2 separate regions of the Homo sapiens genome follow, and region 2 is linked to region 1. Evidence: read pairs that join two places in POLR2A ChIA-PET (ENCODE). Cell type or tissue: endothelial cell of umbilical vein. All regions are shown on one strand. Each heading gives the region's core, and the rest is flanking DNA. Links, peaks and the distances in the headings are about the cores only.

Region 1 (15,726 bases), core at 7,727-15,726:
ACAAGACATGCTTGGGTCCTACTCCTGGAGCACTGTAAAAAGAGCTGATTCAAGTAAGTAGATGCCTGTTTTGAGACCAGAAGGTTTCATAATTGGTTCTACGACCCTTTTGAGCCTAGAATTATTGTTCTTATATAAGATCACTGAAGAAAGAGGAACCCCCACAACCCCCTCCACAAAGAGACCAGGGGCGGGTGATGAGACCTGGGGTTTAGAACCCCAGGTGAGACCTCAAATCACTGCATTCATTCTGAGCCCCCTTCCTGTCCCCAGGGGAGGTGTATTGTGTATGTAGCCTTAGAGCATCTCTGCCTCCAACCCAGCAGTTCTCTGCCAAAGCTTGTGGAGGAGGGAGAGCCCTGTCCCTGCCCTCAGGCTCCCCAGTGCTCCTGGCCCTTCTATTTATTTGACTGATTATTGCTTCTTTCCTTGCATTAAAGGAGATCTTCCCCTAACCTTTGGGCCAATTTACTGGCCACTAATTTCGTTTAAATACCATTGTGTCATTGGGGGGACCGTCTTTACCCCTGCTGACCTCCCACCTATCCGCCCTGCAGCAGAACCTTGGCGGTTTATAGGTAATGATGGAACTTAGACTCCTCTTCCCAGAGTCACAAGTAGCCTCTGGGATCTGCCAACACACGTCCACTCCCAAGCCACTAGCCCACTCCCCAGTTGGCCCTTCTGCCCTTACCCCACACACAGTCCAACTCTTCCACCTCTGGGGAAGATGGAGCAGGTCTTTGGGAAGCTCCCACACCCACCTCTGCCACTCTTAACACTAAGTGAGAGTTGGGGAGAAACTGAAGCCGTGTTTTTGGCCCCCCGAGGCTAACCCTGATCCATAGTGCTACCTGCACCTCTGGATTCTGGATTCACAGACCAAGTCCAAGCCCGTTCTTACGTCGCCATAAAGGCCCCCGAACGGCATTCTCGGTACTTCTGTTTGTTTTTGTACATTTTATTAGAAAGGACTGTAAAATAGCCACTTAGACACTTTACCTCTTCAGTATGCAAATGTAAATAAATTGTAATATAGGAAATCTTTTGTTTTAATATAAGAATGAGCCTGTCCAATTTCTGCTGTACATTATTAAAAGTTTTATTCACAGAGCTGCTCTGGTGCCATCTGTCCCACATACGTAGTACGGCCACCCAGCTTTTGTCAGGGGAGTTGGGAATGGGGTGGATGTTCTAAGGTCAGGGTCTCGTGCTCACACCAGCTGTAGCAGACCCCAGCAAGAGGAATGCTGTTCCCAACATCCTGGGTCTTCCTGAGACTGTTGCTTTGTGTTCCTAGAGGGCGGGTCTGGCATGCAAGGGACAGAAGACACAAAGCATCCTTTTCTTGGGCTTTGTCTGAATTTGTCTTCTCACGTTTTTTCCTGTTTACAAAAGAGGGTCATGTTCCTAGTTAGTCACACTCTCTCATGTCTTAGAGGCATGAGCGCTCCTCCTAAGCTGAAGTGAAATTGTGAATTCTGGGATGCTTAGGTGACTTTGAGGAGGAAGTCTTCAGTGGTTACTCCTCTGGTATTCTCAGCGTGTGGTGGGTGTGAATGTCCTCCCTCTCTGGGCTGAGGGAATCTAAAATAACAAGTCCTAGAATCATAGTCTCCAGTTTAGATGAGACCCACAAGATCCCCTAGTTCACTGTCAGGCACTCGACTTCCCTGCGATGTCCCTGTCAGGTGCTTGTGTGGCCTCCTGCTAATGCTGGACCACAGCTCCATCTGTAGGCTCCGTGGCTCAGTGGAAAACCCTTCCTTCTGTAGAGCTGGGCAACTTCCATGAGACTTCCACAGGGTTTTCTAAGCAGTTATTCTGTCTTCCCTTATAAGATCCCTTAAAATATTTACAGGCAGCCGTCATGAATCTTCTGGCAAAGCTCCGAGTTTCTTCAGTTAATATTAGTGAATACTTATTGAAAACTCACTTCGTGCTAAGCAATGTGCCAAAATTTGCTTTACGTATATTAACTGTTTTAATCCTCAGAGCAACCATATGAGATGGGCATCATTATCTTCTCTTTATGGATTAGGAAACAGAGGATTGGAGAAGTCAAATAAGTTGCCCAAGATCACGTAGCTCACTGGTGGAAAAGACCTTGGGTCCGGGATGTTGACTGCAGAGCACAGCCCTTCCCCCACTGCACTATCCTGCTCTGGTTCCATGTTCCTCACCCAGGCTGGCCGCTCTCTTCTGAACCCAGCTAGAGTCTGGGGCCACAAAGGATGTGTACATAACGTTCCACCCAGGTATCAGCAGACATCACAGACTAGAACAAGAACCCCACAGACTGTGTGCTTGATGCCACAGATCACATCCCAGGACTGCATCTCATCTCTTGATTGAGTAAAATCCAGCTACCCTCTCCTGCTTGTATAAGGGAAGTTGGTGTTTTGAACTCAAGTACAGGACCTTATAGTTTTACTCTATTAAACTTCACTGTAGACCATGCCCACTGCGCCAGCCTGTCGCTACTTTTAAATCCTGATTATTACCCAGAGTTTTCCATTGTTCTGAGTTTCCCTGTCTGAGACTCTGCTGGGCTGAGAAAATGAAGTAACTTACTCCTAAAAGTTCGCTTTAAGTTTGGCATCTATCCCAATAATCTAATCAGCTGCTAATTAAATTGTCCTTGTGTCCTGGCCATAATTTTTTATTTTTTATTTTTTGTTTATTTATTTATTGAGACAGAGTCTCTGTTGCCCTGGCTGGAGTGCAGTGGCGCGATCTTGGCTCACTGCAACCTCCAGGGTTCAAGCGATTCTCCTGCCTCAGCCTCCCAAGTAGCCGAGATTACAGGCGCCCGCCACCACACCCAGCTAATTTTTGTATTTTTAGTAGAGACGGGGTTTCACCATGTTGGCCAGGCAGGTCTCGAACTCCTGACCTCAGGTGATCTGCCCACCTCGGCCTCCCAAAGTGTTGGGATTACAGGTGTGAGCCACTGCTCCCAGACTATTTATTATTTTAAATAGAGACAGGATCTCCCTTTGATGCCCAGGCTGGTTTTGAACTATTGGCTTCAGGGAATACCTCCTCCTCGGCCTCCCAAGGTGCTGGGGTTACAGTCATGAACCACTTCACCTGGCCCATAATTTTTAGATGGACAGAGATAGCAGAAGAAGCCCAAGTACTTTGCTAAAGTATCATTGTGGCTCTCTTTGATCTATCTACCTGTTCATTGGAAAGAAAGACAGAGTGGTTGGTAGTGAATCTCGGCCTGGTTCACATGAAGGCCCCTTACAGGCCATCCTGTGAATAGTCAGTCATCTTGCCAGGCATGGACCTAAAATTCACTAGGCTATGATTGCAGGCTCAACTCTACCATTTTGAAAATCAGAATGGCAACCATTCTAGTGCCTCTTCCTGTGCCTTTGAAGGTTGCCAACAATGTTTCATCTTAGTAAGGCCTCTGACACAGGAGGCTTGACTTCATTTGAATGTTGTATCGCTTGGGTTATTGTTTCACATAGCTTAAATTTCTGTCCCCCAGCCCATATGTCTTCTGACCTTTACAGGCCTTAGAACATGCTTGCTAAACACAACCAAACCAGAATGACGAGTGGTGGAGTTCAAGAGACTCAGGAACATAAGAGGAATGCACAGCACAGGTGAGGGAAGTAGGAGAAGCCCTGGGTCAGGCCAGGAACGGTGTTACTAGTCAGGGTTCTCCACAGAAACAGAATCGATAGGATGGATGGACAGACAGACTAGAAAGAGAGATGACTCATGGTTGTGTGGGCTGCAAGGCAGGGTAGCAGGCTCAGAGACCCAGGGAAGAATTGATGTCGCAGTCCTGGGGGCAGAATCCTTTCTCAGGACACCTCAGGCTTTTCTCTTAAGGCCTTCAATTGGTTGGATGAAATCCACCCACATTATGGAGGGGTAATATGCTTTACTCAAAGTCTACTGATTTAAATGTTAACCACGTCTAAAATACCTTCACAGCAACATCTGGAATAGCATATGACGAAACAACTGGACAACTATGGCCTGAAAGTTATTGGGGATTCCTTGGTCAGAGGATGGGGTTTAAGGAATATGGAAGATATCCCTGGGTCCTTCTGAGAATTCTCCTTGGAAGCCAAAATGGGGGGTTAATGGGGGTTTAGGGCAGTTTAAGGAACAATTGGATAGCCTGGGCTCTTTAAATAAGTATTTTTCGAGCAACCTTAATGAATGGAGTGGTAGGTAGAATAGAAAGCTATGGCGAAATCCCATCTCTACTAAAAATACAAAAATTAGGTGTGGTGGCGCACACCTGTAATCCCAGTTACTCAGGAGGCTGAGGCATGAGAATCACTTGAACCCGGGAGGTAGAGGTTGCAGGTTGCAGGTTGCAGTGAGCCAAGATTTCATCACTGCACTCCAGCCTGGGCAACACAGGAAGAATCTGTCTTAAAAAAAAAAGAAAAAGAAAAGAAAGCTAAACAATCCATGGTCCCTGCCCTTCAAGGAGTTTATAATCTAGACAGATAGGATTTGTACAGGCAACAATAGGGCAGATTTGGGCAAATCCCATTACAGAGCAGTATGCAAAGTACCATGGGACCACAGATGAGGTGTCCGGGGAAGAAGTGACATATCCCTGCCCTACAGCGGCTCCCTACCTGGTGGAATGGGTGAGTAAAAAGATAGGATGGAAGGAGATCAGTACTCCCATAGGGATAGAATACTGTGGGAACATAAGAGAGACAGGAGGTTGGGGGCAAGAGAGGGACATCAATTTCGGCCTGCTGACTGAGGAGAGGAGGGGGTTTTAGTCAAAAAGAATTGCCATTCAAGAACCACAGATATTCAGTATGGCGGGGGTGTGATGAGGGAGCCTGCTAGAGCTGTTCCCGTGCTGAGTTCTGAAAGGTCAGGAATTCATCCTGGGGCCAGAAATGGCCAATAGGTAACACCGGTGCCATCACTTACCCTGTGACAGCTACCTCAGACTGTACTAATCTATCAGTAATTTGTCCTCTTGAGTTGGTCTCCACATTTTTCTCAACAGCGTGCTTACTGTCCTGTAAGTTAAAACACATTTGTCATTGTGGATGTAGGGAATAGGCCGTTGGAGGGTGTCTTGGTCTGCTCTGGCTGCTGCTGCTAAGTACCTTAGATTGATGGCTGGACACGGTGGCTCATGCCTGTAATCCCAGCACTTTGGGAGGCCGAGGTGGGCGGATCACTTGAGGTCAGGAGTTTGAGACTAGTCTGGCCAACATGGCGAAACCCCATTGCTGCTAAAAGTACAAAAATTAGCCAGGCATGGTGGTGCACACCTGTAATCCCAGTTACTCAGGAGGCTGAGGCAGGAGAATTGCTTGAACCCAGGAGGTGGAGGTTGCAGTGAGCCAAGATCATGCCAGTGCACTCCAGCCTGGGTGACAGAGTGAGACACAATCTCAAAAAAAAAAAAAAAAAAAAAAAAAAAAGTTAAAAAGTTCCTTGGATTGGGTGATATGGATTGAGTAATTTATAAACAATATAAATGTAATGCTCACAGTTCTCGAGGCTGGGAAGTCCCAGATCGAGGGATCAACAGGTTCAGTGTCTGGTGAGGGCCTGTTCTCCTAGATGGCGCTTTCTGTGTCTTCACATGGTGCAAGGGGGAAACAGGCTCCCTCAAGCCTCTTTTATAAGGGCATTAATTCCATCCATGAGGGCAGAGCCCTCGTGACCTAATCACTCCCTAAAGATCCCATGTCTCAATACTATCACATTGGGTATTAGGTTCCAACATAGGAATTTTGGAGGGACACCATCATTCAGACCATGGTAGAGCGTTTTAAGCAAGGGAGTGATGTGATCCTGCTTGTGTTTTGGGAAAATCACAGTGCTGACTTTAGAAAGGAATTGTACTGGTGGCAGAGTAAGAAAAGCTGGGAAGGGGCGGGGCGCGGTGGCTCATGCCTGTAATCCCAGCACTTTGGGAGGCCGAGACGGGTGGATCACGAGGTCAGGAGATCGAGACCATCCTGGCTAACACAGTGAAACCTCACCTCTACTAAAAATACAAAAAATTTTGCCAGACGTGATGGCACACGCCTATAATCCCAGCTACTTGGGAGGCTGAGGCAGGAGAATCGCTTGAACCTGGGAGGCGGAGCTTGCAGTGAACCAAGATCACGCCACTGCACTCCAGCCTGGGCGACAGAGTGAGACTCCGTCTCAAAAAAAAAAAAAAAAAAAAAAGAAAGACATGCTGGGAAGGGCCGGGTGTGGTGGCTCATGCCTATAATCCCAGCACTGTCAGAGGCAGAGGCGGGCGGATCACCCAAGGTCAAGAGTTCGAGACCAGCCTGACCAACATGGTGAACCCTCGTCTCAACTAAAAATACAAAATTAGCCGGGCGTGGTGGCACGTGCCTGTAATCCTGGCTACGTGGGAGGCCGAGGCAGGAGAATCGCTTGAACCCAGGAGGCGGAGGTTGCAGTGAGCCAAGATTGCGCCATTACACTCCAGCCTGGGCAACAAGAGCGAAACTCCGTCTCAAAAAAAAAAAAAAAAAGGGAAGAAGCTGGGAAGAACAGCAGGAGAAACAGTGGGTAGAATACTCAGGTTTGGGGCATAATCAGATGTGAATGGTGAGGGAAAGAGGAAAGCTGACTTCAGTTTGGAGTAAAAGAGAGAATCTTAGCCTGGCAGTTCCGCATATGTGTTTGGGGGTTAGGGGGTTGGTGCACGACACTGTCCCCTAGGAGGGAACCAGGGATGAAAGAGCAAGTGTGTTTGCCAAGCGGAAAGAGATGTGGGCAGTCTAGGGCCCTAAGAACTGCCATTTTCTCTCTTCACTATATGCACCTGTTCTGAAATGAGGCCGGGTAAGATAACACATACCCTGTGTCTTAGGAGTTGTGTGCAGATGCTGTAGGAAACCTGGAGACTTAACCTTCCTTTCTTCTGCCACTCTAACCCGTTCATGCCAGAGATGCCCTGCCATTTTCATCCAAGAGGCCAGATGGTCCCTGGCCTTTGAACAGGACTAGACCCAGAGACCACCAACATTCAATGCAAATAAACTGCAACATCTACCTTGATCCTACTCCAAGACCCCCTGGGATCAGATCTTTGGACTGTGCCAGATCAACCATACTGCTAGATTCTCTCTCTAGGTCCCCGAACATGCACAGACACTGTCCCATGGAAATGGTCGCGCAGTAGGAGCCACGAAGAAAAACAGCCACTCCCCGCCCAGTCAGCTGCCCACCAGCTGTCCACCGCCCACAAGAGGTGATGTCATGCAACTGGGGGCCCAGCCCCTCATTCCTGACAGACCAGAGAGCCAGGGCCCCAGGCCCTCTTCCCCCCCACCTCCCCAGCTTAGGAGCAGTGACAGTACCCAGTGAGGAACTCCCAGTAAACTATTCATCTCTGCCAGTTCCGGGCCCCACTGATGGACAAGGCCCATGTTAGAGCTCTGAGACTTAGGTCAGACTCCAGAGGGGCCAGCACTAGCCCCTAGTGCTCTGACTTCATCATGGTACCCTAGAGCTTAAGCTGCTCAGTGGAAGACTCAGCTCTCCCAATTTCCTCCATGGGGGGCTGCTGACTGTTACATAGCCAGGCGAGGGGTTGCCCTGAAGAGAAGGGGTGTTACCTAGGCCTTGTCCTTTAGCTGGGCCCCCACTGTCTAATCCCCCACCCCAGGCCAGCCACGAGTGTCAGGAGCCAGGGCAGGCAGAGCAGAGGGAGGGAAACCTGAGAGCTCATTCTGAGAGAGGCTGGCTTGGGAAGAAGGTACAGATTGAGTACAGATGTCTGAGGAGCCAGAGCGGTGGAGGTTTTGTGGGGAGGCTTCCTGGAGGGAGGAGGAGGGGGACGTATCCTGGTATGAAGCTGCAGGTGGTGTGCAGAATGCTTCCCCCACCGCCCAAGCTTTAAAGGGCTGCAGAGGATAGGATGAGAACAGATGCTAGCCAAGAGACTCAAGCTTAGGAGAAAGCTGTGGAGAGTTGAAGGCAAAGCTTTAGAGGCCTCATATATACTGCCTGGCATGCGAAGGTTAGTGCACCAACAAAGCCCGCCAGCTGCCTGCCTTCTCCCTGCTGAATTTCACCTGCAGCAGAAGCAGCTTTGATGCAAAAAACTTCCTAACTGACAGCTGTGAGATTCCAGAATTCAGTGACCAAAGTGGAGCTTGGCATCCCAGTTGTGCCCTCTTGGGAGGAAGAGGAGCCGTGGGGGATCCTGAAACAGGGCTGGGATTCCAGGTGGAGTCTTCCAGCCTTTCCGCCTGGCTTGAAGATTTTCCCCCGAGACTCATGGCCACCAGAGGGCATAACCACTCCACAGTATGGCATCCTGGGCTCCAGGGGCCCCTCCTTGGAGAAACTGGGGAAATTGGGAGGAGGAAGCAGGCAGGGATCTCTGAGCTCTCAGGGAGCTACCAGCAGCTGAATTAAACAGTCTCTGGAGTCAAGAGACTTGGGTTCTAGTGGGTTCTAGTCCCTGTTATGATTCTGTCTTTCTCTCTCTGGCTTCAGTTGCTTCTGTTAAATGAGGGCTTGGACCATACGGTATCCTTTCCAGACCATAAGGCCATTTCTGGCTCTGAAATCCCAGGATTTAAGGAATCACACAAAGAACTTGATAAAAATTGCATTTCCTGGGCCCACCCTTACTCTGGGGTTCTCTAGGGCTTTCTGCCTAGCAAGAGGAGGAAACAAGGTGCGAATTTCAGTCCTCTGGTGGTGTTCACTCACTTGGAGGCCTGGAGGTGGACTGCCCTACATAAACTGGGGAAGTCTGCCTCCACGTCAGCTGAAGGATGACTGGCTCCACAGGCTGTTAGACACAGGGGCTGTGCCACACCTGTGGCATCCACTTCTCCAGGTTTCAGGCAAGGAGACATGTCCATTAGGTAACCCTCTGTGATAGCTGGGGTGGCTCCTTCACAGAGGAGGTTGTGCAAGATGCCCTTTTGCTGGGTCCCTTTGGGGATAAGCAATGGAATGAATGGAATATACATCATTGCCTCTCCGCTTTGCGTCTCCCCCTCCCACCCCCCACAGATGCTGTCTGTCAGGAGCAGGCAACAGACGGTCCTGGGGTCCATCTGTGCTAATGCTTCACAATAGAGTCCCATGTTTCCCCACTGACACCCCCTCGGCCCCTCAGCTGATGGCCACTTGGTGGTGCCAAGGCGGGAGGTGGGAGGAGGGAGAAGAAGGCACTAAGAGAGCTACCTCTTAGCTCCTGGCAGTCCTCAATCCACCCCGGCCCCCCACCCAACAAGCATCCTGCCATCTGGACTTGTGCAATCACTGAGGGGCGGAAAAGCACCCTCTTCCACCCACACCTCTTGTAGGGGATGGGGGCCTAGAGGACTGGGGGTGGGGAGGAGAACACAGAGTCAAGGAGACTAGAGAAGAAGACTGAGCCAGGCGCAAGAACTGAGACAGGCAGGAGGCAGAAAGTCTTTCCTGGCCTCGCAGGTGGACGTGGCCATTGCCCCTCTGTGCTCCTTATGCCACGTGTCTAACACAGCACATGTGCAAGGTACCACTCCCTACCAGGCCAAGAGCCTCTGTAACCCCAGTGCCCAGCCAGTACCTGGCACACAGCAGGGCTTAAATGTTGGACAACATCACAGAGTGGTTAGATTGCAGGCTCTGGAACCAGGCTGCCTGGCTTTGAATCTCAGCTCTGCCGCTGAGTGACTTAGGGCAAATTACTTATCTTCTCTGGGCCTCAGTTTCCTCATCTGTAAGGGAGGATAATGGTGCTTATTTCGTAGGGTTGTTATGAAGACCAAGTGAGTTAATGCATGTATGTAAAAGGACACACAGAACAAACAGTGTGCATAGCACATGCTAAGTGCTCAATAAATGTTAACTGTGAAGGCATAACAGATTTGGGAAGACTGGGGGAGGAGGGAGGGGACAGACAAGGGCACCGCATTGCCGCCTCTGCTTCTTGGCCGATGGGTGTTGGGACATGGAGTCCCCAGCCTGTGCTGCTGACGCCCTGTGGTGGCTAGCCGCTCTTTAGACACCAGACGCTGCCTTCCACTTCCTCCTCTCACTTCTTATTCGGGCACCACTGACGACAGAGACTTCGGCTGGGCCATTCCCGCCTCTCCTACCGCCTGGCAGCCATGGTAACAGCCTGGGGGATGGTCCCTAAGATGGGGTCAGAGAACGGCTGAGCATGGCCATCCCCCCAGCCCTGAACTCCCACTCAGCCTGGGCTCATCCCAACCTCCTGAGTCAAGTCCACAGTAAGCGTCTGTCTCCTGGGAAGGGGGATCTGACCCCGGCATCAGGAGCTGAGGAAAGGTGTTGCCAGCAGGGATCACTCAAGCCCCTTGGAGGGGACAGGCCAGAACTAAGCCTACTGCTTTCAGGGTTTCCACCTCTTCCCTTCTTCCTAGACGTGCGAACAGGGGGCAGCCTCTTTCAGCTCTTCTGGGGCAGCTGCGTCAAGGGAAAATCCTGGGCCCTCTCCCTCCCTGGGGGCTTCTGCGCAGTGAGTTCAGGGAGTCTCCTCCCTCCTCCATCGGGCCTCCACCCCTACTCCTGCGCAGCCCCGCTGCCGCTCTCCCTGCCCTGGAGTCTCCTGCAGCCCCTTGGATCTCCGTGACTCTCCCTACCTCCCCGACTCCCCAGGCTTCTTACAGTGACCTCTTACCGTGCCCCACTCCATGAATCGCCAGAGCTATTCGTCCCTAAATTTCAAACCTTGCGCAATGTCCCTTCACAGACCCCTCCAGGTATCACGCAGCCCCGAGCCCCGAGCCCCGCCCCGGGGGCCTCATCCCGCCCCTTCGCGTCCGCGGCTCGTTTTCCCCCACTGAGCGCCCAGCTCCCGCAGTTTCCCCGGCCGTCGAGCGCCGTGGGCGGGGCTCCAGGGCGGCGGCGCCTCGCGGGGAGGGTCCTCCGTGCTGGGGGCGAGGCCACCCGAGGCAGCTCCCCGCCCGCCCCCAACCCCGCCCCGCTCTCGGAGCCTATAAAGGGAGGCGACCCGCGGCCCGCCCGGCTGGCATCCCCCAGCCGCCGCCAGCCCCGCCGAGGGGAGCCAGCGCCGTCTCTGAGGGGCGTCCGGCGCCGGAGCCATGACCCTCCGCCGACTCAGGAAGCTGCAGCAGAAGGAGGAGGCGGCGGCCACCCCGGACCCCGCCGCCCGGACTCCCGACTCGGAAGTCGCGCCCGCCGCTCCGGTCCCGACCCCGGGACCCCCTGCCGCAGCCGCCACCCCTGGGCCCCCAGCGGACGAGCTGTACGCGGCGCTGGAGGACTATCACCCTGCCGAGCTGTACCGCGCGCTCGCCGTGTCCGGGGGCACCCTGCCCCGCCGAAAGGTGCGTCCCCCGCCCGCCTTCAGGATCTGCTCAGCCCCTCTCCGACTCCCTACAGGGCCTGCTGACTCCGCAGTGCCCTCTCCTCGGCGTCCGCGGAGTCCCCCACCTTCTTCCCCGGCCCGCTGGGTGCCTCGACTCCCCGCGTTCCCCGCTGCTGCGAAGGCCGTGGCCCTCGCCTGCACACCGCGCCCAGGCTCGGTGGCTCTTAACTCCGCGCCCCATGCACGCCCCCTCTCTCCCTCCTTGACTCCTCCCAGCACCCCCCTTCTCCTACCCGCTCCATCTGGCTTTCTGCCCCCCATGCCCCGCCTCCCCGTGGCCAGGTGTCCTGGGTCCCCAGGAGCCCCTCGCCCGAGGGACAGAGACAGCCCCAGGCAAGTTGAAGGTCCGAGAGCCCCCGGTGGGAGAAGCGGGCCGGTGGCTGCGCCGCGTGCGTTCTCACTCTGAGGAAGTGCGTGGGGAGCCGCTGACTCCGGATAGCACACCCTTCCGAGGGGACTCCCCGATTCCTGGGCTGGGGGCCTGCCGCCTGGCCCCACGTCTGACGTACGGGGCGCGAGGGCCACTGCTCCCTGGACTTCTGTCGGAACCGGACGCAGTGGGAGGGGTCGCAGGGCGCCCGCGGGGCAGGAAGGATGCGGGCCGCGCCCACCTCTGAGTCCCCTCTGCCAGCCTCTTCCTCTGGCCCCAGGAGACCTGAGGCTCAGAACCTACACAACACCAGGTTAAGAAGAGGGGCCTGGTGGCCTTTCCTCACCCAGCCGCCCTCCTTCGCCCCGGCCCCCAGCTAGCCCCCACACAATGAACAGCTTGTTGAGAATTTGCATTTTATGAAAATCATGTTGAAAGACAAAGGGGTCTCTCTGTGCTGCCCAGTCCTTCCTCCCTGGCCGTTTGGGAACTGTCCCCACCCCTGAGGCCAATCTGGTTCTGAACCTTCTCTTCCTTGCCTTGGGCAGCTTTGGGGGAGGGTTAGCAAAGGCACAGAACAGAAAGGCCCTGGGCTGTGCAGGCTCCAAAGAAAAGGGCTGCTCTGGGACTGGACCTCCTCCCAGGACCAAAAAGTTAGGGAGGGTGAGAGACTACTTTAGTTTATCAAGGACCCTGAAGAGACAGGAACCTTCATCTCTCATCCTTCCTCCACACCCCCCACCACCACCCCTAAAGAACTCCCAGTCTCGGTCCTTTAGTGAGACTTGCTGACAAGTTTGACATCTAAGATGTTTTGTCCCAGAAAGCACAAAATATATGGCAATGGAGAGAGAGACCCAGGTATAGCTGGGCACAGCTGGTCACCTGCAGCTGGGATCCACAACTGGTCCTTGAAACGGCCTGTACCTTAGGAGACCTGGCACCTCTGACCCCACATTCTGGCTGGGATTGCCAGCCCTTCGGGACAGGGTCCCTGACCCCAGCCCTCCCAAGCCACTGTCTGTAGCTGAGAAATTAGATGGAGAGACCCAACTGGCAGAAGGTCCTCGGAGCACCTTGATAGGTGAGCCCAGGGGACACCTATCCTCTGAATCCCACTGGGGAAGAGCCCCTGCCTCAGCTTTGGGAGTCTGGATGGCCTGAGCCTCTACAGACATGGGCCCTAGGGGTGGAGACCATTTTAGAATAATGATCTCCCCACCTGCTGCCAGTGTGGAAACCAGCAAGGGCTTAGAGGTTCATGGATCTGGAACCCAGGAGGATGGTTGTGTCCCTGCAGTCCCAGGTATGAAGGTAAGGCCTGTAGAGAAAGTTGAGGAGTGGTGCCAGTAGTGGCACTTGGCAAATAGTTCCACCAGCACCAAAACAGGTGTGGATGTGGAGCTGGGAAGGGGCAGACAGGAAGTGGGTCGCTGTGTCCAGGGTAACCTCTCAGTGTCTGCTCAAGGACAGTCCCGCCTTACCTGCTCCTTCTGACCATCTTACTGCCCAGGGCTCAGGATTCCGCTGGAAGAATCTCAGCCAGAGTCCTGAACAGCAGCGGTGAGTCACCAACACCCAGCCCCTGCCATGGTCCAAAGGGGTGAGGTGCTGGGTTGGGGGGTGCCAGGACAGCATCTCAGCCTAGCGAGGGTAGTCATTCTCCTAGCCTTTAAACATGGCTCCCCCGCTGGGAGTGAGGGCAGGTGGGGGTGAGGGCTGTGTGAAGGGGGTGGCAGAGAAAGGAGGTAGGGACTTTTGAGTCATTAGGTGCTCTTCAACACACCCCCAGTCCCTGCCAGTTACCCCTCCCTGGGGAGATCTGGATGAACGGATGTGGGAGTTGGGAGGGGGTGTAGGCAAAGTCTATGGGGAACGTCCTAACCCAGGCCTCCTGGGCTCCCCTGAGCCCTCCTAGCCTTGGCAAACCCCACGGGCCCAGACCTTAGCCAGGCTGTGTCCAGCTGCTTGGGGCTGGCTGCCCCTGCCTCCAGAATGTCAGTCCTCTTCTGGTCCCAGCCTGTGGCAGCCCTCTTAGGAGGGATCTGAGCGTGGGCAGAAGTAGGTGCTGACTCCAGGCCCTGGGACCCCACAGTTTCCCTTCTCTACTCATGTCCCATCCCTGATTTGGGCTTGACTTTCTCTAAAATGGATCAGCAAACTGACCTGCTAGCCAGATTGGCCTGTTTGGCCCTTGAGCTAATAATTTTTAAAGAGTTGTAAAAATAAAAACAAATAACAATATATGACAGAGATCATAAGGGGCCTGCAAAGAAAGCCTAAAGTATTTACCATTTGGCCCTTTGCAGAAAAAGTTTGCTGACCCTTCCAAAAAACCCTAGAACATTGGGGTAGACGCGGAACTCCCAGCCACCCTGCTCCCTGCCCCAATAGTACAGAGAGGGGAAAGGCCTGCTGTTCAGAGTGAGAGGGGCTCGAGCTGGAGTGGGGAGGTGCTGCTCAGCATTTGGGGGAATCTCTGGGTCAGGCTGGAAGCGGAGAAGCCTGGTCTCCAGGGCCTTTCCGAGGCTGAGCTACTTGAAGGGGCCTTTGGAGGCTGCTTTAACTGTGCCTCTGGCTGGGCGGGAAGGAAGGGGGTGGGAGTGGGCAGAGGAAACTCTGGGCTCCCCCAGCAGGCGAGGATCTGGAGCAGCTCCAGACCATTGTGTCCAGCGGGCAGGCCTTCAGTGCGGGAAGGGGCGGCCTCGAGGCTCCCCTCCCCCAGCCCCCACATCTGGTGGGCTGGCCCCAGCATAGCTGGGAGGAGCAGCTGTGGTCTTGCTGAGCCTCGTGACTGGCCTCTGGGGGTGGGGCCAGTCCTCTCTCCAAAGCTGTGGAACAGAGGAGGCTCCAGGCTGTGGCTGAATTTCGGGCCTTAGCTAGTCAGTAAGTGGTACTGTAGGGCTCACTGGAAAGCTGGGATGGGGCTAAAAAACTCAGCCGGCTCATCCTTCAGGGGACCGGCCCTTCTCTGTGCTTCCCTCCCACCACTAGAGGCTGGATTGGTTCTCTGTGGCTCCATGAGGCTGATTTCAATTGGGTATGGGAAAGACATTCCAATAATCTGTGATGAGACTGAGCTGTCACTGGAGACAGAGTCCTGCTGGAATGTTCTAGACCAGTTGCCAATATCCAGGGAGGCCCAAGCTATGGGACTTCTACACCTTTTAATCCTAATTGTCTTGACCCCTGTGTCTCTTGCAGGAAAGTGCTGACGTTGGAGAAGGAGGATAACCAGACCTTCGGCTTTGAGATCCAGGTGGGAGAAGCTGCACACAGGGGTCAGGGGGGTTGGATGACCAGCCTGAGGGATGAACGGACTTGTCCCAACCCTGGGCTGAGGGTCCCCTTGTCCATTACAGACTTATGGCCTTCACCACCGGGAGGAGCAGCGTGTGGAAATGGTGACCTTTGTCTGCCGAGTTCATGAGTCTAGCCCTGCCCAGCTGGCTGGGCTCACACCAGGTGGGGCCTGAGCCCAGGACACCCAGGTCTGGGAAGGGGATATGACCTTACTCCCAAGCAAAGGGGGTGAGCAATCTCTCCTGAAATCAATTCCTCTTCCTTTTCCTTCTTTGAGAAGGCCAGAAAGAAGAATGGATAGAATCTGGGCTTTGGATCTAGGCAAATTTGCCATGTACTGTGTGATCTTGCACAGCCCCATCTACAAAATGAGGGTAATAATGCATCCAAACATCACAGTGCGGCAAGGGGATTCCCTGGGCACACTGCCAGGGCCTAATTAATGGTGGATGATGCTGCTGCTGCTCTGATTCCTCCCAGCAACCCTGGCAGTCAGCATGGGCAGGAGCCAGGGAAGAAGCAACATTCCATTAAGTCTGTTTGATATTGGGGATCAGGCCAATCCTGCCCCAAAATGGGCCCAGTGCTGAGGAACCGATGTTACTCCCTTTTAAAAAATTAGAAACTTTTTTTTTTTTTAAGAGACAGGGCCTCAGTCTGTCACCCAGGCTAGAGTGCAGTGGCGTAATCATAACTCACTATAACCTTGAAC
Region 2 (15,487 bases), core at 7,488-15,487, 62 kb after region 1:
TGAGGGAGTGCTGAGTTCTGAGGCTGGGTTTCTCAGAACAGTCTAGATTTTAAAAACCCAATGATCTAGCCAGAAAACGTAGGTTAGGATTTTATTTCCCGTTTGTGACCCTGGGCAAGTCATTAGCCTCCTGGGCCTCGGGTTCTCACTTGGAGTATGAGGATAATGAGGGTTACTGCTTCTCAGACTTGTGACGATGCTTACTAATGGCCAACATGTGAATGCGCTTTTGTGAAGTGCCAGCAGAGCATGAGGGGTGGTCAGGGGCAGCAGTTTTAGGGGCCTGGGGGAGGCTGGGGCTTTGGGGGCCTGGTTCTCAGATGTACAGCTAATCCTGTACCCTTCCCGCAGACCGGCATGGGCTGCAGGAGCCGCGGCGGGTGGAGGAGCTGCAGAACCGCATCGCCAGCTGCCTGAAGGAGCACGTGGCAGCTGTGGCGGGCGAGCCCCAGCCAGCCAGCTGCCTGTCACGTCTGTTGGGCAAACTGCCCGAGCTGCGGACCCTGTGCACCCAGGGCCTGCAGCGCATCTTCTACCTCAAGCTGGAGGACTTGGTGCCCCCTCCACCCATCATTGACAAGATCTTCATGGACACGCTGCCCTTCTGACCCCTGCCTGGGAACACGTGTGCACATGCGCACTCTCATATGCCACCCCATGTGCCTTTAGTCCACGGACCCCCAGAGCACCCCCAAGCCTGGGCTTGAGCTGCAGAATGACTCCACCTTCTCACCTGCTCCAGGAGGTTTGCAGGGAGCTCAAGCCCTTGGGGAGGGGGATGCCTTCATGGGGGTGACCCCACGATTTGTCTTATCCCCCCCAGCCTGGCCCCGGCCTTTATGTTTTTTGTAAGATAAACCGTTTTTAACACATAGCGCCGTGCTGTAAATAAGCCCAGTGCTGCTGTAAATACAGGAAGAAAGAGCTTGAGGTGGGAGCGGGGCTGGGAGGAAGGGATGGGCCCCGCCTTCCTGGGCAGCCTTTCCAGCCTCCTGCTGGCTCTCTCTTCCTACCCTCCTTCCACATGTACATAAACTGTCACTCTAGGAAGAAGACAAATGACAGATTCTGACATTTATATTTGTGTATTTTCCTGGATTTATAGTATGTGACTTTTCTGATTAATATATTTAATATATTGAATAAAAAATAGACATGTAGTTGGAACTGAGATTCAGTCTGTCTCTGATGCCCCCTCCCCACTCCCCCACCAGACACACCCCATCATTACATAAGAGATGGGCTGCTCAAGATGAAACTTGGATGTTACCAGCCTGAGCTGTCAGGCCTCAGTGTACTCATTTGTAAAAGGCGGATAATAATGACACCTGCTTCACGAGGTTGTTATGCAAAGCACTTAGACTAATTTCTAACACGTGGGAAGCCTGCATTAGCTGTGCCTGGCTAGCTGTGCCTGGCTCATTGCTGGGGTCTGCAGTGGCTGACTAGCCCAGGGGTCACTGCAGGGCCCTAGCAATAGACTTAGCCGCAGATCTCAGGGTTGTCATGTTTCCTAAACTGGACATATATTCTCTGATTCTTGATTTCCACATCCATAAAACAAGAATAGACCCAGCCTCACAGAGCTTTTACGGTCAGAGGAGTGTGTGTGTAATGCTTAGCATGGGCTGGGTTTAAGTAAGCCCAAATTGGTAGTAGCTGTTACATTCAGGGTTTTAACATCCCCATTCTCAACATTCCTCCCCACTCTCCTGCCACCCCAGCAAGAAGATCCAGGGATCTGGCGGCCCTCACCTTCTCGGCAAGAAGATTGTACTGAAGTCCCTACCTGTGCCCGTGTCCCCACGTAGGCCCTCCAACCCCCTAGGCTCGTCAGTTGTTTAGTCAGCTGGCTTAAAATGCAGATTCCTGGGATCTACCCCCAGAGACTCAGATCTGGGGAGGTGAGGGGGCCCCAAACCTTCAGTTCTAGCAAGTACCCAGGTGCTTGTGATGCAGGTGGCCTGGGGCCACCCTTCTGAGAAACATGTGGATGGACCTAACCTGAGGCCCATGGGAGTTGGTCATCATGCAGGGTCTGGCACCTTCCTGTGCTCGGTGCTCACCCAGCCTCACTGTTTGCTTCTCTAGGACCCAGCAGGAGGCCTGAAGGCAGTGCCCTCACACGTGTTCCTCACAGCCCTTGGCCCAGGACCCCCCAAGTCTCCACCTCCATGGCTCCTGGGAAGTGGCTGGCTGAGGGGCAGCTCCTACTGGATGGGGCCCGACAGAATAGGGCTCTCAGCTGTGGATGGGGGGAAGCAGGGGCCTTCCCTGGTGCTCCAGCCACAGCTTGCAGGGAGCCCCCATCCACATACCCTCACTCAGGTTCTGGGAGCACAGTCCAGCCTCAGGCCTGCTGAAGGTCCGAGTGAGGCTGGGGTAGGGAGACCACGGTCCCGACCCTGGGACATGCTCCCAGCAGTGCTGTGGACTTCCAAACATGTATCCCTGGCATCGCCCACCCAGCCCCAGACCCCTGAGCGAGGCTTTGTCAGCTGCACCCGCGCCTGACGACATGGGGCCATCAGTAGGTGGGCTTCTGTTTGCCTCCAACTCCATGCTGCTCTCTGAGAAGTCCCTCCTCCTCACCGAGCCTCAGTTTCCCATCTGTTCAGTGGGGAGGTGAGGCTGGTTAGGAGCAGAGCTTGCTGGGAAATCTCCCGCCAGCTGGCTGGACCGAGTCCTTTTCCTTTGTGTCACTCACCTCCAGCTCCCTGCCTTTAGCACAGACAGACGTGAGGACAGGACAGGCACTGGGGAAGGCAAGAGGGCTGCTCAGATGCTCAGGGAGGGGCCAGGGCTGGGAGTGGAGTGGGGCCGAGGGAGCATCTCTATATCTATGGATGAGGCTGGCGGGTATTAGGGTTCACGCTGGCAGATTCTTTTCATCAGACGCTTGTGATTTCCAGCCCTAGCTGCCATCCCATGAAGACAGCCTGGCTATTCCCACCTCACAGGGGCACCATGGGAGAGTGGTGAAAGCAAGGACCCTGGAGCCCGAGGCCTGGGTTTACATCTGGGCTCCAGCTCTTACTAGCTGTGTGATTTGGGGCAAGTTTGTTAATCTTTCTGTGCCTCAGTGTCTTCACCTAGAAATAAGAAAACGAATCTATTTTATGAAGTTACTATAAAGATTATAGGAGTGAATACATACAAAGTGTTTTTCACAGTGCCTGGCACACAGCAAACACCCAATAAATATTAGCTTTTGTTTTTACAAAAGAGGAGAATTCATTTCAGAGAAAGGATATGACTTTCCCAAGGTCACCTGGCTTGTGAGTAGCTGAGCTGGGTGCATCTGGCTACTTAACCACTAGGTCTCCCTGCCCAGGGCCTCAAAAATAAGAAGCTCCATTGATGGTGGTTCCTTTTCAGGACCCTGGCAATTAGGGTACGGGGTGGGGGGCTAGTTCCTCCAGCCCCACCCTGCCCCACCCTGCCCCGCCCAAGGGCTGGAGCCCGGAGGCAGGCCCTTTCTTTCCACTCAGCAACTGGAAGAACTGGCCTCCAACTCTTGCTATGGGATGGGAGGGCAAACAAGGGGGCATTGAGCCTGATGGGGCCTCACAATGGCTGCTCTGTCCAGGCTGGCCGGGGGCTGGGCCCATTTCCGACGGGGACAATAGTCAAAAGGCAGTGACGCCGGCAGGGCCTGGAATCCCAGGCGGGATTTTCCAAGGCCTCAAAGTCTGCTGTTTGTCCTCACGCGGAGACCCAGGAAGCCTGCCTCTCTGTCTCCCCCACCCCACCCACGCTGGGCCCAGTGCCCAGAGGCCCCTGGCCCCCTCCCCAGCCCTGAGGTGCCACTGTGACTGGGGAGGGGTGGCTTTGAGGTCTAGGGACTGAGGGAGAGCTCTGTACTCCGGGGGTCTCTGCCTGTAGCCCTTCCCTGAGGCCAGTGTGGAGGAAGCTGCCCCACACCTGGGCTCCAGCCACCTGGTCTTGGTTATGGAGGGGTGTGGCAAGGGTCAGCCTCCAGGATGTGAGAAGCACCTGAAGGTCATGGGAGACCGTGCTATAATGGGGTGTCCTGTCCACATGGCCTGCTCTGAGCACCCAGCATGCTCAGCTGTGTGGCAGCAGCTCCGCTGCTGCAGAGGGCAGCCTGAGAGAGACTTGTCAGAGGCAGGTGGCCACTGTGTGGTCCCTGGACAGTCAGCAGTGACATCCTTTTGCAGCCATGAGGCAGTTGTGCCAGGCACGTCAGAGTTGTGCCCTGGTGAGGCAGTGCTGGGTGGCCTTGTGTGAGCTGGGCCTGGGATCCTAAGAGAGTTTTAGCTTGGACATCTGGACGAGCCCCAGCCCCTCTCTCACAAGTCCCTGAGTGCAGCAGAGCCCCAGGGCCATTGGGCCTCCTCAGAGGATGAGGTTGAAGGGGTGAGCCCTGGGTGTCTATCTGGCACCCAGCCCTTCAGGGGCCTGGCCTTGCAGCCTCATAGCTCAGGGAGCAGCTGCTCTGTCTTCCCCGGGGCAGCCAGTGCTCAGCTCTGGGCTGCAGTCTCTGCCCCAAACCTCTGCCTCCATCCCTGCTCCAGCTTCAGGCTCTCAGGCCTCTTCCTGGGCCCCAGGATGGGAGACTGTCTGGTTTGGCCTAGGCTGGCCAGTGGGACTTTGAAACCTCCAGCCTCTGATGGTGGGTACAGGAAGGAGTCAGTGCAAAGCAGAGGAAAAGCCCTTTTCACTCTCCAATATCTCCTTTCCCACACAAGCCAGAGACCTTCTGAAGGCAGGAGGCACATTTCCAGGTCCCCAGCTGGACTTGGAGCCGGCGGGAAGCCTATGGGCCCCTGGAGGCCCTGGCCTTGGCTTCCACCTCCTGCCGGCCACTCCTGGGCCCCTGCTGTGTTCATCCTCCCCAGCACCCTGGCTCCCCGTCGTCTCCTCCTGGGCCCTGACCCTGCCAGACCAAGGGTGCCACTTGAGGTCTCCTCAAGGTCTGACCCAGGCGCTGGCACTGTCCAGCCCCAACTCAGGACCATAAATCAGGCCTGGCGTGGCCGCAGGGGCTGGGGGTGGCAGCTGGGACAGGGAGGGGAGTGCGGGGGGGCCTGTCCTGGTACATGCTGCGTTAGCAGGGAGCAGTGCCCAGCTGCAAGCCAGGCGGGCAGGGTGCTGACTGTTGCTGCACTCCTAGCCTGGAGAACATCAGAGGAAAGAGGCCTCCAATCAGGGAGCCCAGCCTTGGCATAGCCAAGCAGGAAACCTGGACTCCACCCCAGGGCCCCAGGTAGCTGGGATACCACAAGGACAGATAGAGATGGCCCCTGCCCCGCAAGAAAGCAGGGACAGAAAAACAGCTCCCCAGTGGCAGATATAGAGACTGCCTTATCTGGGGCAGATAAACAGCCCCCTAACCGTTTGCAAGCACAGTCGCCCAGAATCCTCTTCCTTAAAGAACGACAGATGCTCAGAACGGCCTGCCAAAGGAATAGATCTTGCAGCAAGGAGAGACAGTCCCGCACCCCCGAGGGACGGAGGCACAGAAATAAAGCCCGGCTTCTACCCCAACTTGGCCAAACACAGACCTTTCTGGAAAAAAAAGAAAAAAAGAAAAAAAGAGAAAAAAGCCACAAAACACTTCCCCAACATGGACAGATCCCTGGGTCCTCAGGAGAACAGACAGCACACAAGCTGCTCCCGGCTTGGTCCTAGTCTCCGGGCTGCCTGGTGAGGTTGGCAGGTTGGGGCTGGGAGGTGCCCCTTTCTCACGCTCTCTGCCACTCTTTCATCCGCCCAGACATTTTCCCCGTCAGGGAGGGTGGGGGCTGGAAGTGACATCCCAGAAAGGGTGGGAGGTGGAAGAGCCCCTGCCCACGGTCCAGGGGGCAGATGTCAGAGAGGGACAGCTGGTCCTCCTCACCCCCTCAGCCTGCCCAGGCTGGAGGGTCAGCAGGCAGGGTGCTGGCTTTCCAGCCAGCCTGGCCACCATCAGGAGCCCTGGCCTGACGTCAGTCCCACTCATTGTTGTTGCTGGGGCTTGAGTCACTCCCTGTGACGCCACTGGGGTCAGCGCTGGAGCAGCTGGGGTGGCTTGCAGGGGCAGCTTTGGGGCTCAGCTCTCCCCTGGGCACACACCAGGATGAGTTGGGGCCATTTGAGGCCACATTCACCAGGCGAAGCCAGCTGCCTACTCCCAAGGTCTTGGGTTGGCCTTCAAGGTCTCCCCACAGGCCTCTGCTGCAGGCATGGCTCGGAGAGTCTGAGCCAGTCGCCTGTCTGCTTGGCAGCTGTGGCTCTGGGCTCGGGCTGAAAATCTGCTCTCTCTTATCCTTGCCTCTCTCACCCCCAGAACCCTCAGTTTCTACTCTCTGCCCCCGCCCCCTGTTTTTTTTCTTCCCTCTTCTCCAGGGAGCTTTCCTAGAATAATTCCCACTTCCTCCTGGAATCAACCCCCTTCCCTGCCATCTCCCTAGGTTGCTGCTTGGTGCTCTCTCAAGCTGTCCTCGTTTTCTCCTGGTGCCTGGTCACTTCCCAACTTGCTGAGAGCAGGGCTTGGGACTCCTCTTCACTCTGAATGTGTTGCTTTCTGTTTTTTATTTGTTTGTTTTTTGTTTTTTGAGACAGAGTCTTTCTCTGTTGCCCAGGCTGGACTGCAGTGGTATGATCTTGGCTCACTGCAACCTCCACCTCCCAGTTTCAAGCCATTCTCCTGCCTCAGCCTCCTGAGTCGCTGGGATTACAGGCACGTGCCAGCAGGCCCAGCTACTTTTTGTATTTTTAGTAGAGATGGGGTTTCACCATGTTGGCCAGGCTGGTCTCGAACTCCTGACCTCAGGTGATCCAACGCCTCGACCTCCCAAATTGCTGGGATTACAAGTGTGAGTCACCGCATCCAGCCTGAATGTGTCACTTTTTATTCCAGGTAACCAGCATCTCTCCATCCTGGCCCTCTTGGGTCCCCACAAAACCTGCTGCCATTTCTTTCATACCACTTGTTGGGTTTTCTTACCCACAGGTATCTCCTGGTCCACCTCCTCTGAAGACTCTGAGCTCCCAGAGGGCTAGAACTGTGACTTGTCCCCCTTGGCATCACAAGGTATTACAAGGGCCTGGCATGTGGACAGTTCCACGTGTGGCATGAATGAATGAATAGACGATTACGTCTTGATCATCAGAGGTAGGGGCATAGAATGAGATAATTCATCCCACACAATCCCAGTTTTTTAACCACTCCCTCCCCTCCCTGATGGGACTACCAGAGGGGCTGAGACCCAGGGTTGCAGTGAGAATTTCCCTGTAAGAATTCAGGGAGGTAGGAAGAGGCAAGTGTGGGTCAGCATGTGAGATAAAGAGGTGAGAGGACTCAGCCTTCCTTATGTTCCCCAGTCCAGTAGGCAAGGCTCCATGGAAAGGTGAGTGCCGGAGTAGGGACATAAGTGGGTGAAAACACTGGTGGAAGGAGGAAAGAGCAGCTGCATGGCCTTGGACGTGTACTAGTCAGGGTTCTCCAGAGAAACAGAAGCAGTAGGACATAGACACACATAATGTAGAGAGAGAGTTTCTCCCCCATACATATGTGGCGGCAGAAAGAGAGGGATTGATTGATTGATTGATTGAGATGGAGTTTCGCTCTTGTTGCCTAGGCTGGAGTGCAATGGCGAGATCTCAGCTCACCACAATCGCCGCCTCCCGGGTTCAAGTAATTCTCCTGCCTCAGCCTCCTGAGTAGCTGGGATTACAGGCATGCGCCACCACACCTGGCTAGTTTTGTATTTTTAGTAGAGATGGGGTTTCTCCATATTGGTCAGGCTGGTCTCGAACTCCCGACCTCAGGTGATCTGCCTGCCTTGGCCCCCCAAAGTGTTGGGATTACAGGTGTGAGCCACCACACCCGGCCGAGAGGGATTTATTATAAGGAGCTGGCTGACAAGTCCTAAGATCTGAAGTCAGGAAAGCTGATGGTGTCATTGCAGTCTTGAGACCTAGGAGAAGCAGTTATCTGAAGGCAGTTGGAACCTGAAAGCAGGAAAATACTAATGTCCCAGTTCTAAGACAGTCAGGCAGGAGTTCCCCTTACTCACTGAAGGGTCAACCTGTTGGTTCTACTAGGCTTTCAACTGATTGGATGAAGCCCCTCCACACCGGGAAGGGAAATCGGCTTCACTGTCTGCCAATTCCAATGTTAGGCTCATCAGAACACCCCACAGACAAGCCCAGAATCATACTTAACCAACTGTCTAGGTACCCTGTGTCCCAGTCAAGCTGACACGTAAAATTAAGCATCACAGGAAACCACTATGCATCACTATGTATGACTGGGCTTCAGTTATAATATCAAGTAAATCAGAGAGTGGAGTGTCGGGGAGGTGGACTGTATCTACCTTGAAAGGTAGTTGGAAAAATCAGCACAATAGGGCCTATGAGTGCTGGCATTGTACCTAGCAAGGTTCAATGATTGGTAGTAGTGATGATGATGATGATGATGATGATGTCAGGCTAGTGGTCGCAAAGGGCTGAGTTGGAGTGTGTGGATGGCCAGAGAGATCAGTCACTTCCCTTACTCACTGGCAGTCTCTGGGGATGGGCTCTGGCACCTCCTCCACTCCAGGACTGGTTCCAACCTCCCTTGGTCCCTCTCTCAGCTTCTTACAGACCCTTCCCTCTCAATATTTCCTCCTGATTGCCGTCTGGTTTTGTGCAGCCTCCCGAAGAGGTCGCTGGTGTGTAGGGCAGGCAGCTTTCTCTTTCTCCCAGGAGAGGCACCCACACCTGGGATAAGAGGCAAGGGCTGAAAAAGGGCAGAACTGTGGGGAGGAAGGGAAGAGGATAGGGAGCAGATGATGGTGGAAAGGCCAGCCTGAGGAGGAGCTTGTGCAGCCAGGTTTCGAAGAACTGAATGGGAGGGGGAAGCCTAAGGGTGAGGTGGTGACAGTGGTGTGCTGGAGCCAGCTGGCACTGGCCCTCAAGGGCTGATTTTAACCTTGACGATCAAGATGCAATCATCCATCCGTTCTGGACTCTGCATTCATTGATGTCTTGTAGTTTGAAATCACCTATGATAGGAAATGGGCAAATGCTACAAATCAAGGCATTTCCCTTACCAGAGAGCAGGTGTGAAGCATTTATCAGGACACCACTGGTGGGTGGGGGTGTATTGGAGAGTGGTGGTACATAGGAGAGAGTTGGCTGAAGAAGCCAGCCAGAAAGAGAGCTCCCATAGTGGCAAAGAGCTTTCGATTTGAACTCAAGGCTCTGTTATTTACTGAATGACCTTGGGCCACTTACTTAACCTCTCCCCAGTCACTTTCTTTTTCTTTTTTTTTTTTTGAGACGGAGTCTCGCTCTTTCACCAGGCTGGAGTGCAGTGGTGTGATCTCTGCTCACTGCAACCTCTGCCTCCCCGGTTCAAGCGATTCTCCTGACTCAGCCTCCGGAGTAGCTGGCATTACAGGTGTGTGCCACCAAGCTTGGCTATTTTTTTTTTTTTTGTATTTTTAGTAGAGACAGGGTTTCACCATGTTGGTTAGGCTGGTCTCGAACTCATGACCTCAAATGATCCACCTGCCTCGGCCTCCCAAAGTGCTGGGATTACAGGCGTGAGCCACCATGCCCGGCCCAATTTCTTATCTATATTGCAGGATTGATTAGTATCAGGTTTAAATTTATATGTACACATATATGGTATTTAAAATCATGACCTTTCCATTCCACCTAATAAATGTTATCTATTATCGTTTTGGGAAATAAAAGCATGTGTTAGAAAAATCAGCTTTTTTTTTTTTTTTGAGACAGGGTTTCTCTCCGTTGCCCAGGCTGGAGTGCCGTGGTGCAGTCTCAGCTCATTGCAACCTCCACCTCCCAGGTTCAAGCAATTCTTCTGCCTCAGCCTCCCAAGTAGCTGGGATTACAGGTGCCTGACACCACACCTGGCTTTTTTTTTTTTTTTGTATTTTTGGTAGAGATGAGGTTTCACCATATTGGCCAGGCTGGTCTCAAACTCCTGACCTCGAGTGATCCATCAGCCTCGACCTCCCAAAGTACCGGGATTACAGGCATGAGCCATCACACCCGACTTTTTTTTTTTTTTCTTTTTGAGACAGGATCTTGTTTTGTCATTCAGCCTGCAATGCAGTGGCGTGATTATAGCTCACTGCAGCTTCAACCTCCTGGGCTCAGGTGATCCTCCACCTCAGCCTCTGAAGTAGCTGGGACTACAGGGGTACACCAACACGCCCAGCTAAATTTTTAATTTTTATTTTAAAGATGGGAGTCTCACTATGTCGACCAGGCTGGTCTTGAACCCCCGGCCCCAGGTGATGCTCTGTCCTAAGCCTTCCAAAATGTTGGGATCACAGGCGTGAGGCACCCCAATGGGCCAGAAAATGAGCATGGTAATCCCCAGCTAACACCTTAAGAATGCCTCCTGGCCGGTCGCGGTGGCTCACGCCTGTAATCCCAGCACTTTGGGAGGCCGAGGCGGGCAGATCACGAGGTCAGGATATCGAGACCATCCTGGCTAACACGGTGAAAACCCGTCTCTACTAAAAAAAATACAAAAAAAATTAGCCGGGCGTGGTGGTGGGCGCCTGTAGTCCCAGCTACTCGGGAGGCTGAGGCAGGAGAATGACGTGAACCCAGGAGGCGGAGCTTGCAGTGAGCCGAGATAGCGCCACTGCACTCCAGCCTGGGCGACAGAGCGAGACGCCGTCTCAAAAAAAAAAAAAAAAAAAAAAAAAAAAAAAATACTGCCTCCTATTGGAGGTGGGTGCATTAACCGAGCTCTCGAAGCCCTGTCTGCTCTGGGCTTACAATCTACATGGAGAACCAAATGCGCTCCAGGAAGTTACACAGCACTAAAAATACACTTGTATTCATATTAGACTTTACAGGTCACAGAAATCTTTCATATGAGTTATCTCCTGTGATCCTCACAACAGCCACCTGTTTATAGAGAGCATCAGAAAGGATGAGTGATGTTGAGGGTCACGCAGAGAAGCAATGGCCGAATTACTAGCCTCCGAAGGACTGTCACCAGATTGGTCACCATGGGGTATCAAGTAGTGCTGCTGCATAAAGGCAACACTGAGAGATGAAGCCCCTTTCTCCAGCATCTGTGTGGGTGGAGGGCCAGGGATCCCGTCTGTTACGCACATTCAACAAACTCAAGTTTTGCCATCCACTGGGCGTCCTGCAGTACAGCGGTGTGGGCTCATCTCCAGGACCTCTCTCTACGGGGTACGCCCCTCATCTTGCGGTGATCAGTGTTCCTTCCAGACCTCTCAGTCCGGACTGAGTTGGGCACCGCGTCAGCGTCTCCCGGCCAGGCTCGCCGCCGATGACTCCGCTCGGCCTAGGGAGGCGGCCGAGAGCCCGTAGGGCTCCTCCTTCCCTCCAGTCTCTATGGCGGAAGTGAGTTGTACGGGCCGAAACACCACAGCGTTCTCGGTGGTGGGCTGAATGGACTCGTCCACATGAGGGGGATCTTCATCACCATCAACTCTTAAAATCCGAGACATAACCACGAAAGGAGCAGCCCCCAGATCAGAGAGCAACGCATGACTATCTGCGTGTGCTTCTGTGACTACGCGGATGTTGTGGGCGGCTACATGCGTGCGGGGGCCCGGCGAGCTGGGCAGGTGCCCCCTCCGGGGCCGTGGGATCTGGTGAGCTTCCCGGCGCGCGGGGGGCGGTGCGGCTTCCGGTCCCGGCTCAGCCTCCGACCCAGGTGGTCTGGAGCCTGCCGGGAGAGTGGTGGCATCTGAGAGGCTGGTCGTGGACTGTGGTTGGGGGAGGTGGGAGCTGTTTTAACCGTGTGCCCCCTCTCCTGTGCCGGCGTGGGCATCCCCCGGGGCAGTGGAACGCGGGCGCTCCTCCAGCTTCCGAGTCCAGCCAGCCTGGGCGCGGGGCGCCGCCCCCGAGACACCCGAGGAGTCCGTTCCTCCCTGGTTACGTGGACTGTGGAGGTTCGCGCGTAGTGGCGGCGGGGGATACGGGACCCGGGCGGGAATTCCTTCCTGCGTCCGTCCCGAGTCTCTTGATATGGAGCCAAGTAAGTTTTCTGGTTTTGCTTTTAGCTGGTCTCTTGTGGCTCAGCGCCGTGCGGAGGTTGAAGCGTACCTGCGGAGGTCGCACCAGGGCGTGAGGAGGAGGAGGAAGGGCATGAGCCGAGCTTGAGGAATCCGTGCTCCAAACTCTACACTCAAGGTGGGAATGGGCGCACCCTGTGCTCCAGCCAGGCTTGAGAAGGCGGCTGTTAGCCTCTGCCACTCGGGGGGACAAGAGGGACGAGACTTTCCAGACCCTACTCTGGTGGGCCCTGCTTGCTCACTGCTCACTGTGTGGGGCAGGGGACAACAAGGTTTTCACAGACCAAATGTGGCAGCTGTGGGAAGGAGAATGGGGTTGGTCAGGACTGACTTCTTGGAGGAGTGGATCCTAAAATAGCACGTAGAATGAGGGAGGAGCCCAGGCTTGGGGCACAAGTGAGATGTGTGGCTTGTGTGAACGATTGCGGGGGACACAAGAGGGAGAAGTCGTGGAAGAAAGGGAGCCGGACCAGAGCCGGGAGTCTCTAGATGGGAAGAAAACTGCTGGATGGAGTAAAACTGGAGGGCAAAACGAGCAAGAGAGCCCTTCTCCTTCTTGATCCAAGCATGTAGGAGAAACTAATCCAGCAACCCCTGGAAGAACCTGGAATTCCTGGGTTGGGCTCAATTGAGCAGTTGTTTTGTAGAAGGTACTAGGAATTACCATTATAGTGATGAATGGAATATAGTCTCTGCCCTATAAGCAGAATATAGGAATTGTTTGCCTAGTGGTAGAGACAAAAACAAAACGTGATGGTGCTTGATAGTACAGGTAGACGCGAGCTGATCGCCAGCTGAGAGGCAGAGCTGGCCTGATCTCTGTGCGGTCCACAGACCGTTGCCCTGTATCCTGTGCTGAGCAACAGTTTAAAAGGGGCAGACACAAACTGAAATATACTTTTTATATTCACCATCTGTCAACCAGATGAGTGAAATATACTTAGAGGAGAGCTGCTAGGATTCCATGCAGATAAGATGTGATGTGGAACAGACATGTTTTTGAGGACTGGGGACCTTCAGCCTGTAGAAGGGGTGAGGGGGTGGTGGAATAGCTGCCCCTAAATAAAAACTCACTTGTGGAAAAGAGGTGAGACTTATTTTGTGTGGCTTTGGGTACCAAAACTAAAACTAAAAGTGGTTTGAAGCACTAAGAGACAGATTCTTCAGCAGAAAGAATAACTGGACTGGGTGCGGTAATCCCAGCACTTTGGGAGGCCGAGGCGGGTGGATCTCTTGAGCTCAGGAGTTCGAGACCAGCCTGGGTAACATGGCAAAACCCTTTCTTTACCAAAAATACAAAAAATTAGCCAGGTGTGGTGGTGTTCGCCTGTGTTCCCAGCTGCTTGGGAGGCTGGGATGGGAGCCTGGGAGGCAGAAGTTGCAGTGAGTAGAGATTGTGTCACTGTATTGCAGCCTGGGTGATGGAGTGAGACCCCATTTCATAAATAAAATAAATAAATAAATCAGAATAACTGAATAGAACTTCCTGAACATTGACTGGTTGTTGTGAGAGCTAGTGAATTCCCAGTCAGGGGAGGTTTGCAAGCTGAATACTCTGAGTTATAAGGAACTTGAAGCTCCCTCTCCCTCTGGGCATGTATTTAGTTATTATGTTCTAGTTCTCAAGTCTCTTGTTCTCTCCTTCCTACTCTCTCTACCACTGCTGTGTTATAGCCTTGCATCATCTCTTGGCAGTAACAATGTAATAATGAATTATAGCAGCTAATACTTAGTGGATATTTACCATTTGTCAGGTACTTATTTAAGTGTTTTATACATGCTAGCTCATTCAGCCCTCAACCCTTTCAAGGTAGCCATTATTATCTCTTTTGTATATGTGGCAGATAGGTGTTAAGCAGCTTGCCCAAGATCATGAGCATGGAGCAAGTGGCAGAGCTGGGGTTCCATTCCAGGTTGTCTGGCTTTCAAGTCATCGTTTTCAACCACTATTCTACTGTATTTTACATGTGTTACCTTAATTCTCACTACTATCCCCATTTACAGATAAGAAGTTCAGAGAGGTTGAGTGATTCGCTTAAGGTCATAGAGCAAGATGTAGATGAGGTGGGATTCAAACCCAGGACTGTAGGACATGAAAAACCGCCCACACCTGATTATGCTGCTTCTGTAACTACATCTACTGTAGTGGTCTTTAACTGACTTCCGTGCCCAGCCTTTGTGCCTTAAATCCACAAGTTTTTACCCTGGAGTCTGTGGATGTGGGTGTCTCTAGAAATAGGTGAGATTTGGTATATGTGTGTGTGTGAGAGTCATGTTTTTAAAGCCCAGTCTTCATGGCTTCATTCACTTCTCAGAGCAGTTTGTGACCCCAATACGGTTTAGAGCCATTCTTTGCCCTTTAGCCAAAGGTACTTGTCTTTTTTTTTTTAAATTTATTTTATTACTTTGTATTTTTGTTTTTTTTGAGACAGGGTCTCGCTTTGTCACTCAGGCTGGAGCACAGTGGCATGATCTCAGCTCACTGCAGCCTCAGCCTCCCACATTTAAGTTATCCTCCTGCCTCAGCCCCTCAAGTAACTGGGACTACAGGCGCCTGCCACCAGGCCCAGCTAATTTTTTATATTTTTGGTAGAGATGGGGTTTTATCATGTTTCCCAGGCTGGTCTTGAACTTTTGAGCTCAAGTGATTTGCCTCGGCCTCCCAAGTTGCTGGGATTAATGTGAGCCACCACACCCGGCCTAGAGGTACTTTTTTGATGCACAGATTTGATCTTGGCTTAGTGATGCATTGACTCTTCGCTGCTTTTAGGACAGAGTCCAAATGCCTTAACCTGTTCATTCAAGGTCCCAGGAAATCAGACTCCAATCTTTCTGTACTTCTTACTCCCACCCTGTACTCTCTCCGTGGTGATAATGTTTAGTTGCGTGCTTTTTCTTCATCCTGTCAGCCTGAGGGCAGGGGCCGTGCTTGCCTTTGATGTCTAGTACCTGACAAATGTTGCACAGTGAGCATCTGCTGTAAACTACATTGAAGGCTGTAAAATGGAATCCCAGCCTGTCATTTGGACTGATAACTTTGAAGCTCTTGCACTTTCTGATCCTGAGACTTGATGATTCGTTGATAGTGTGTGCTGCCAAAATGCAGAGAAGGGCCAGTGGAGGCAGAGGCTGAGCTGAGCCTAGAAGGAAGTGAACAGATAACACGTGGACTATTCTTGTCAGCATTCTGACCTGGGCTCCTTTTGCAGGGTGGCCCTTGGGTAGGGTGAAGATCCCCTGTCTTTATCCTAGTTCCACACCTTGGTGTGGGTTACTGGGTGCAGGATGAACTGTCGCTCGGAGGTGCTGGAGGTGTCGGTGGAGGGGCGGCAGGTGGAGGAGGCCATGCTGGCTGTGCTGCACACGGTGCTTCTGCACCGCAGCACAGGCAAGTTCCACTACAAGAAGGAGGGCACCTACTCCATTGGCACCGTGGGCACCCAGGATGTTGACTGTGA

Evidence for each region. Peaks named below come from ENCODE experiments on the same cell type or tissue, not always from the same donor. Only the 100,000 strongest peaks of a DNase experiment are listed, where the experiment ranks them.
Region 2: POLR2A ChIA-PET joins it to region 1 with 10 read pairs; 14 of 35 experiments call an interaction of 5 or more read pairs at or near these places.

Annotation. Positions count from the first base shown.
Region 1 is chr12:51,995,966-52,011,691 of GRCh38, forward strand. It overlaps TAMALIN (trafficking regulator and scaffold protein tamalin), which reads left to right and starts at 10,981. Exons shown (of 8, transcript NM_181711.4): 1 at 10,981-11,300; 2 at 13,225-13,274; 3 at 14,916-14,970; 4 at 15,074-15,176. The coding sequence starts at 11,055. TAMALIN-AS1 (TAMALIN antisense RNA 1) reads right to left here and starts at 11,690. Exons shown (of 1, transcript NR_146770.1): 1 at 10,285-11,690. It overlaps ACVR1B (activin A receptor type 1B), which reads left to right. Exons shown (of 9, transcript NM_004302.5): 9 at 1-1,113. RefSeq lists enhancers at 9,665-10,351, 10,037-10,096, 11,724-12,409, 13,020-13,673, 13,674-14,327 and 2 more and a silencer at 10,802-10,951. In endothelial cell of umbilical vein, for the core only: a CTCF peak has its summit at 8,269 (motif pointing right); DNase peaks (open chromatin) are centred at 8,286, 10,906, 11,686, 14,406 and 2 weaker places; H3K4me3 peaks cover 4,239 bases; H3K27ac peaks cover 3,823 bases.
Region 2 is chr12:52,058,337-52,073,823 of GRCh38, forward strand. It overlaps ATG101 (autophagy related 101), which reads left to right and starts at 11,642. Exons shown (of 4, transcript NM_021934.5): 1 at 11,642-11,906; 2 at 12,018-12,147; 3 at 15,239-15,487. The coding sequence starts at 15,315. It overlaps NR4A1 (nuclear receptor subfamily 4 group A member 1), which reads left to right. Exons shown (of 7, transcript NM_173157.3): 7 at 352-1,167. The coding sequence ends at 608. NR4A1AS (NR4A1 antisense RNA) reads right to left here and starts at 1,164. Exons shown (of 2, transcript NR_170321.1): 1 at 765-1,164; 2 at 414-697. RefSeq lists enhancers at 11,108-11,397, 11,275-11,990. In endothelial cell of umbilical vein, for the core only: a CTCF peak has its summit at 11,299; a DNase peak (open chromatin) is centred at 11,345; H3K4me3 peaks cover 1,720 bases; H3K27ac peaks cover 2,082 bases.